Linked DNA regions of Homo sapiens: region 1 is linked to region 2. Evidence: read pairs that join two places in POLR2A ChIA-PET (ENCODE). Cell type or tissue: OCI-LY7. All regions are shown on one strand. Each heading gives the region's core, and the rest is flanking DNA. Links, peaks and the distances in the headings are about the cores only. Region 1 overlaps LOC105379182 (a long non-coding RNA gene). Region 2 overlaps VDAC1 (voltage dependent anion channel 1).

Region 1 (4,395 bases), core at 317-4,316, 63 kb after region 2:
ACCCTTGCTGTCACATCAGGGGTGATGTGAGACTCTTCCCTGAATGTTCTGCTGTGTACAGGACCCCCAAGAATATTGCATGACCCTAGGGAGGGAAAGAGGCCTCACTAAAACCTGACCAATGCTGGCTTTCTCATCAGCCTTGGAAAGTGGCTCATGAAACACCACCTACTCATTTTTCCCCCTAACTATAAAAGCAATTCGTCTTAGAAAATTTAGAAAATATGGAAGAATGCAAAGACGACCAGACTTACCCAGAACCCCACCACCCAGGAGGAAGCACTATTGCCATTCGGGTCTCTTTCCCTCCAGTCATGATTTTGCCTGTTTAGTGATGAATATATGCAGTTTACAGGATGAGGGTTCCACTGTAGAGAGAGTTCTGTTTGCTGCCTTTTGTTTAATAGCTGCACAATATTCTCCTGCATGGATCTGCTATCATACATTTCCCCTTTTTTGGGCTATTTGGGTTGTTTCCAGTTTTTTTTTTTTTTTTTTTTTTTTGCTATTATTAGTAATGCTGCTGGAAACGTCCTTGCATATTGGTCTTTATGTATGTCTCTGATAACGTGATTTGTCACGAGTCACTGTGCAAAGACCCAGCTTGGGTATAAGGAGGTGTCCCAACCCAGAGCTCCAAAGTTAGACACAAACACCCATTTTCAGAGCTCTTGTCCCTTTAGCGAGGGTGTAGTGTGCGCCAGATTAGAGCTAACCTTCTCTTTACCTGCCTGAATTACCTGCCTGAAGGGTTCAAGTCTTCCCCACAACCCTTTAAGGTGACAGTATTTCTGCCCCTGGTTGACAGACAAGGGAACTGAGGCACAGATAGAGGCTAACTACTTGCCCAAGATCCCATAGTCAGTGGCAATGCTGGAACTTAAAACAAACAAAAGCAAACCACCCACCGCAGTGCAGGGACGGCGGCTCTGACACAAACGTAAATCATATCGTCACTAGCTGACTCCCACATGCCCGTTCGCGTTTTCACTTTCTCTGCTGCTTGGGTTTTCCACACCCCATCTTCCGGGTGGGTGTCTGAACACTTCCAATTCAGGACTGTTGAGCCTGACACTTCCTCTGCATTCGCTTGGCTCAAAGCTCCTGTCCACCTCCATCCACCACATCTGAAACTTTGAGAAGGGAGCTTCAAAATGTCATTGGAGCTGGAACAGCACATTTGCTGGTGGGGGACCCTGCTGTGACTCACTGCTGGGCTCAGAGCCACTGGAAACATTTCTCTTGGTAAGGAGGCCAATGTGGCCAGCAGAGCTTTACAGGCCCAAGGCCCTGCCTGAGCTACCTCAGAAGAGAGGAGGCACCGTGTAGTGCTTCCAGAACGCCTCCCACGGTCTCTCAGCGGAGTGGGGACCCACGGATGTGCTGAGGAGAGAGATCCAGACTGTGGGTGACACATGCAAATGCCCAGTTGCCACATACGCTGGACTCTTCCCAGTTCCAGGAGCCTGCAAAGCTCCTGAGCCTGTCTTTCCAGAATGTTCTTCCAGCCAAAGTCTAAGGTGCTGATGAGGAAAAAGCAGAGTAAGACTGTGATGATGCTGGAGAATGTGTACCCATACTGGAGGCAGTATGGGGACTGTCGTGGGTTGACCTGTGCCATCCAAAAGACATGTTACAGTCTTAGCCCCATTATTTCAGAATGTGACTTTATTTGAAAATAGGGTCTTTACAGATGAGGTTTGTTAAAATAAGGTAACACTGGATTAGGGTGGGCCCTAAATCAACGGCTGGTGTCCTTATAAGAAGGCCATGTGACAATGGAGGTGGAGATTGGTGAGATCCAGAAGCGAGGAGACGCAGGGAATTGATTCTACCTGGAGCCTTCAGAGGGAACATGGTTCTGCAGATACTGTGATTTTGGACTTGGCCTCCAGAACTGAGAGAATACCTTTCTTTTGTTTAAAGCCACCCAGGTTATGAACACTAATATAGGGGGTGAATTGGAGGGCTTGGCCCACCCGGAGGCACTAGATTCCATTCCTAGAGGCTGGAACGATGTCCTCAAAAGAGGAAGGAAGGGTTAGGACAGGATTTTCAATCCAAAAGTCCAAGTAGAAGGAAACATATTCGAAGCTTGGCCCTTAAGTCTGTGATCTTGGCCTTCTCAATGGTCTGTCCCTGGGGCCTCCCCAGTTTGGTCAGGCTCTGGGGCCTGTGTGGGCCCGACAGTGCATATCCTCTGTGTGAGGACTGGTCTGGCTGAGAAGTTTCTGTGTGTTATGGGATCAAAACTGAGATTGGACTTTGTACGTCCAAGCCAGAAAGTAGAAAGTGATTTCCTTTAAATCATCTTAAAAAGTTTCTGACTAGAATTTTAAGTCTGTTTATCAGCACAAGGGACTCTATATCACTCTCTACCACCCCCTATTTCTCTATTTTAACTGGAAGATAAAAATAGTTAATCAGAGAGTCAGAGTTGAATGGGGAAAGTACCTGATTCTCACATTCTTTCCTTTTTCTCTCATTCACAAAGTGAATTTGGAGATAGGGAGCAGCTGGCTGAGGGAGGAGCGCCCCAGCATCTGTATTGATGGAGAAGAAACCCGGCTGGGTCCATGGGGACCCACAGCTGCCACCATCAAAGCCTCATCCAGCATAGGCCGGAGCAAGGGTAAAAGCTTATTTGCGGGGAGCTGAACTTCCCCTTCCCCAAAGCCAGACAGCAACCTGAGTGACCCGGTTCAGAGTGGAAGCCTGAATCCTCCCCTCCTTTCTCTTATTTGTCATTATTTAAAAATCCTTCAGTCCCCTTCAGGGCTCAGATCTTATTGCTGTTGATTCCCGCCCCCTCCCCCTTTTTTTTTTTGAGACAGGGTCTCACTCTGTCACCCAGGCTGGAGTGCAGTGGCATGATCTCAGCTCACTGCAACTCTGCCTCCTGGGTTCAAGCTTTTCCCACCTCAGCCTCCCGAGTCGCTGGGATTACAGGCACGTGCCACCATGCCCAGCTAATTTTTTGTATTTTTAGTAGAGATGAGGTTTCACTATGTTGGACAGGCTGGTCTTGAACTCCTGACCTCAGGTGATCCACCCACCTCGGCCTCTCAAGGTGCTGGGATTACAAGCATGAGCCACCACGCCTGGCCCCCGATGTCCATTTTTTATGCAAATGGTTGTTTATTATGTCTGCTCACAGCCCCAGGAGGACAGGGATTTTGTTCCTTTTGTTCACTGCTGTGTCCTCAGTGCGTAGAATGTGCTTGGCGCATAGTGGGTGCTCAGAAAATATTTATCGAATCAATTAATCTGAAAAAGATTGCTGCTTTGCGGAGACACGTGCTGACTGTAATCTCAAATCCACGTGGAAGGAGACAGAGAGGGAGGGCACACACTTTTTTCCTTGAAAGTGAAGAAGAATCCAAACCACATATTCACAGTGCCTGTGCCTGTAATTTCTCCAGAATACCTTTACAGGTATAAAGTGCTGGAGTCGGCGTTATGATCACCGTGTCACTGATGGGAAACGGAGCCTGCGTGGAGTGAAATAACTTGCTCATAGTGACACAGCACTGGGCCAGGAACCCTGCTGTCCTGCCTGGAGTCCATGTCCCATGCCCTGGATCAGTGTGGACTGTAAAAGTGGTATTTATTAATTTATATTTGAATCATGGCATTGAAAAAGAAAACCGGCTGATCCAGCATTTTCCAAAATGTATCCTAAGACTCTAGGTCCTCAAGATCCTTTGTGAAAAATCTGCAAACTTTTGTTCCTCCCACAGAGGATGTAGGGGAAGGATCTATCAGGATCCTGATAGATCCACACACATCTATCAGGATCTCTAAGTCCTACAGGAAGGGGGCCCATTTAACTTCATCGAGTCCTGTGTTTTCCTCTGGTTTTGAACTTTAGGAGGCCGCCCCCTTCCCTCCCTTTCTCCCTCCTTCTTTCCTTTCTAGTAGTAAACATCCTGCAGTGGGAAATTTGGATGCCATCCAATTCCTTGGTATCTTCCTTACAAGGAAGACCCTCATTCACCATTTTCAGACGATGGCATGGAGGGGAGAAGGGCCTAGGGCTGAAACCTCACTGCTAAAGACTCAGGCCTGGCAACAAAACCCTCCTGGGCTCTTGTGCTGGCTGGTCCTCTTGGGAAGGATGGCTGGGCTCTAGAGGGGTGGGTGCCTGGGGTGTCGCTAGCAGGATGGGCGTTCTGGGGGAAGGAGCCAACTCCCATAGCTGGCAGCTGCCCTCCTGGAGCTGAGTGGAACAGTCTGTGGTTAATTATTTGCTTCTCCTGAACAGCGCTGCCTACCCCGACCCGCAGCTCCCTGAGCCTGATTACATTACCCCTTCCAGGCAGATTTATCTCAAACTTGTTTGATGCCTCTCCAAAGAGCTCCATCTGGTTCCCTCACTATTCCTGACAGGTGGCT
Region 2 (4,395 bases), core at 310-4,309:
CCCCGGCTGAGTTTGTGGCCCCCCTGGGAGGCATAGCACTGAAGAGGGGTACTTGGTTCACTGATGGTTTGTTAACCCTGTCGGGTGGAGAATGTTCTGGGCCCGTTACTGTTATGTTCTGTGTCTGCCTGGGGTTACATTGCCTCAGCTTTCAATCCAGAGTTGTTCTCCTAGGAAGGTGTCAGGTAAAGGGTATTTCTTGAGGTTCTGGTGGGTGGTTTCCTGGTCTATCCCGGGGGGATGCACCTACAGGGTTAGTTTGGGAGGGAGGAACAAGTGGGGAGAGGGGAGCCCCCAGACTGGAAAGAGCCAGTGGCGGGCAGTGTAAAATGGATCTTCCCCCCTCATCTCTCTACCCTGATACTAATGTGGGCTGACCTGTCCATGGTTTCAGCCTGATCATGTGCAAGAAATAACACAGCAGCGACAAAAATAGGACAGAGTAAACAGCTCGCTGCTCTTCTGTCTGTGCTCTGACACAAAAGTGAGCTGGGATAAAATTAACAAAGCATCTGGAAAAAGTAAAGTAGGACCTGGATCACAACTTCACAATTTAAAATTGTAGAAGTTTATACTGTTTCTTTTACAACATACTCAGTGAGTCTGTGGCCTCCTGCAATGCCTTTGAAGTTAAAGCTTTGGCCAAGAATGCAACTTCCATTGATGATATGGAAGCATATCATGTCATATGACATGCCAGGAGCATGTCATATATGTGTTTATTTGTGTGAATATATATACATGTAACTTCAGATGGTATATATGCAGATGAATTTTGATAATTTAGGTATACTGTATTTTAAAACGAATGGAATGGTCCTTCTGGTTGAGACTAATGATTCTGGGGATGGAGAAGGTGCAGGAGATGAGGCTTTCTCATGCATGACCCCCTCTCCTCCTGGGCAGAGCACACCATGTACAGTCCCAGATTAGGATATTAATCCTGTGTACACAGCATATACAGCATGCCAAAGCAAAGCCTTCCAGGAATGCAGTGTGGTCCTTAGGGCAAAGACTATTTGAGTTACTCTCCTTCCTTGAACACCGAGGTGCTTAATAAATGTTTGTTGATTGACTTAGTGATATGCAGCAATCCCAAGTAGTCCTTTGATGGTTGGTTTTAAAAATAAAGTTACACTGGAGCTCAATAAATATTTGTTTAATGTATTTGGAGGATGTATTTGGGTTTTTTCCATGTGAAGAGCTGCCAAACTGGTTTGGTTTTACTGTATTCTCTATGAGAAATATGAAGTGGGTTCCCATAAAGTCCAAAAGTTTTGTGAAAAGTTGGGCCCATCCTGGCATATAGTAGGTACTCCATAAATATTTGTTGAATGAATGAAATCAGAGCCACATGGAAAATGATGTTCCCATGAAAAGCTCTGATTTCTATTCGGTACATTTAATGTCCTAGTAGCTGACATTTTGTAAGATGATATGTTTTATTGGCAACAGTCCTACAATTCAGTAAAGTCACTGGCTCATGGGAATGTGTCTTTGACAGTTTATTCATTAAGCAAATATTTCCTGACTCCTACTCTGTTCTGGGCCTGGGCTCAGTCCTGGGGATGCTGAGGAGGAGAGGTCTAAATTGTTGATCATCTGTCAACAAAGACTCATTGAGTGTCTCAAGCTCTGGCCACAAAATGAAGGACAAGACAGCAAGGGCTTCTTGGCCCATCTGGGAGGATAAGCTACCTGGTAGTCTTAGTGCTAGGTGATTTTTATTGGTTGCTAATTACATCTAATAATTGTTATTGATGGAAAGCTAATTTCCCTAATTATCAATGCATTTATTCTGGTGATTCTTTTATCATAGCAGAAGATGGCTGTGCCACCCACGTATGCCGATCTTGGCAAATCTGCCAGGGATGTCTTCACCAAGGGCTATGGTGAGTGTTGCAGAGAGGGGGTGCCTTTCAGCTCACAGACTGAGTTGGCATGTTTGAGACTTTACCGATAACTGTTTAGGAGACCTGGGTAGGTCAGCTGTTCTGAACTTTCACGTGAGGGAAAAAAGAAGCTTTCATTTGTGTGGCAATTGTAGCAACTTTGGTTGTGCACCCAGTTGGACAGGCTCCTGCATTGGTGCTGTCAAGTGGGTATTCTTGTTTTCTTTTCCAAGTGTGGAGCAGCCCTGTGGAAGCTGCTGCAGTGGAGCGCGGCTTCTATATTTAGCCTGTGCTTAGGCACATGCCCACGAGGCCCAGTAACTGTGTCTTTGCCAGCTGTCAGGTGTCTTCTTATCAGACCCTGCTGGGAGTGCAGGTGGGACCCAGGTGGGGGTGCCCATTCTGTCTGCTGCTGTTCCATGGCAGCTGAGAGCTCCCCCCACGAGCAGCAGCAGAGACTGGGTGCCCTCAGCCCCTGTGGCAGGAGTGTGCTTCTTTTTAAAAAAGCATCCTGAAGCAACCATGAGGGAGGCAGAGGTGCTGTTCTCTAGTTATTTAACCTATTGACAGTTGTCTTCTTCTTTCTTTAGGATTTGGCTTAATAAAGCTTGATTTGAAAACAAAATCTGAGAATGGATTGGTAAGTTGTCCAACCCACATGGAACATGAGTATTTATTTATTTTTATTTTATTTTATTTATTTATTTTTGAGATGGAGTTTTGCTCTTGTCGCCCAGGCTGGAGTACAATGGCGTGATCTCAGCTCACCACAACCTCCACTTCTTGGGTTCAAGCGATTCTCCTACCTCAGCCTACCGAGTAGCTGGGATTACAGGCACCCGCCACCATGCTCGGCTAATTTTGTATTTTTAATAGAGACGGGGTTTTTCCATGTTGGTCAGGCTGGTCTTGAACTCCCGACTTCAGGTGATCCGCCCACCTTGGCCTCCCAAAGTGCTGGAATTATAGGCATGAGCCACTGCGCCTGGCTTATTTTTATTTTTAAAAAAGATTTTAGATTCAGGGTGTACATGTGCAGGTTTGTTACATGGATGTATTGTGTAATGGTGAGGTTTGGGCTTCTAGTGTACCCATTACCCAAATAGTGACCATTGTATGGAACGTGGGAATTTGTTGTAGATCAACAAATAACTGTCGTGACCTGGCCCGCAAAGCCAAAAGAAGGTACTTTTTTTTTTTTATTCTGGCAGTTTTTGTGGTTTTCACATTCATTCCATTTTCTGCATGATGGGTGGTCCAGGGGAACCATGCCAGTAGGCCCCCAGTTCAGCAGCGGGTAATAGAGGAGAATGGGTCAGGTCTCAGTTTTAGTTTTCCTTGTGCTTCTTATTTTCAAATTCACCTGCATTCAACCACATAAGTGTTTTTAAAGTAATCTTAGTAGTCCCTTTGAAATTATGTGTGCAGTAATTGTTGGAAGAAAGAAGTTTTGGGTTTGAATTACCGCTGTGTCAGCTTTAGCTCAGTGCTTTTTCTCTGTACTGCCCTGGAGCCAGGATGGAAGGGAGATGCTTTCCTGTCCAGACTGAAGAGTTACAGGGAGGAAGGAAGCTGTCTGCTGACAACAAATTCCCCATAAGATTTCTTTACATAGCAGGCTCCTTTACTCCCATCTGTACTTTAAATATCTATTTGAATTGTAGAGTTAGCCTTGGCCCCCCCACATTCAGGGTCTTGCCTCTTGCAGAAAGGCAAGTATAGTGTTTAGGAGTGAAGTGAAGCCAAGTGAGTGCTATGGTGCAGGCTGTGACTCTTCTCTCTCCTTTGAAGGAATTTACAAGCTCAGGCTCAGCCAACACTGAGACCACCAAAGTGACGGGCAGTCTGGAAACCAAGTACAGATGGACTGAGTACGGCCTGACGTTTACAGAGAAATGGAATACCGACAATACACTAGGCACCGAGATTACTGTGGAAGATCAGGTAATGGCTGCTGTGAAAAGATGTGGATTTATTAATTCGCATCTGCCAGCCTGCCTTGTGACTAAATCTAGTGGCAAATTTCTTTTCTGTTCAGCTTGCACGTGGACTGAAGCTGACCTTCGATTCATCCTTCTCACCTAACACTGGGTAAGAGTTTCATCTGTTTTCTCCACAAGGATGTTCTCTGATGTTGCAGGTGGTGGAAGCCCTTTGTGACAAAATGTTTTGGGGGCTGACAGCACCTAAAATATGGTCTCCGAGACCTGGCGATTTAAGTCCTCTGGTTTTGATTTGGTCCCAGGGGTCGTATCCACATCTATGCACTAACAGACTATGCTATAATGAGCACTTCCTAATTCAGGACTGGTGTTTACCCAACAAACGATTTCTAAGTGCCACCTGTGCTTGGCCCTGTGCCCATCTGGAGATCTAAGGGTGCCCAGGCCATGATTGTTACCCGCCAAGGAGCTCACTTTCTAATAGAGGATTCAGACCAGTGTTTAGCCGTGTTTTGTAATAAGATTCTGCATTTTGTTAGTGTTCTCCTAGTTTCTGCCAT

Evidence for each region. Peaks named below come from ENCODE experiments on the same cell type or tissue, not always from the same donor. Only the 100,000 strongest peaks of a DNase experiment are listed, where the experiment ranks them.
Region 1: POLR2A ChIA-PET joins it to region 2 with 5 read pairs; 2 of 35 experiments call an interaction of 5 or more read pairs at or near these places.

What each region holds. Positions count from the first base shown.
Region 1 is chr5:133,927,037-133,931,431 of GRCh38, reverse strand. LOC105379182 (a long non-coding RNA gene) reads left to right here. Exons shown (of 5, transcript XR_948797.3): 4 at 2,495-2,632; 5 at 3,423-4,395. Among named protein-coding and RNA genes, the nearest start is that of WSPAR, 16 kb to the right of the region's middle. RefSeq lists a silencer at 659-738 and enhancers at 959-1,108, 2,692-2,741. In OCI-LY7, for the core only: no CTCF peak of the experiment used is centred there; DNase peaks (open chromatin) are centred at 2,621 and 4,234; H3K4me3 peaks cover 353 bases; H3K27ac peaks cover 2,868 bases.
Region 2 is chr5:133,990,443-133,994,837 of GRCh38, reverse strand. VDAC1 (voltage dependent anion channel 1) reads left to right here. Exons shown (of 9, transcript NM_003374.3): 2 at 1,820-1,892; 3 at 2,483-2,532; 4 at 3,684-3,836; 5 at 3,931-3,983. The coding sequence starts at 1,826. Among named protein-coding and RNA genes, the nearest start is that of VDAC1, 12 kb to the left of the region's middle. In OCI-LY7, for the core only: no CTCF peak of the experiment used is centred there; a DNase peak (open chromatin) is centred at 2,267; H3K27ac peaks cover 604 bases.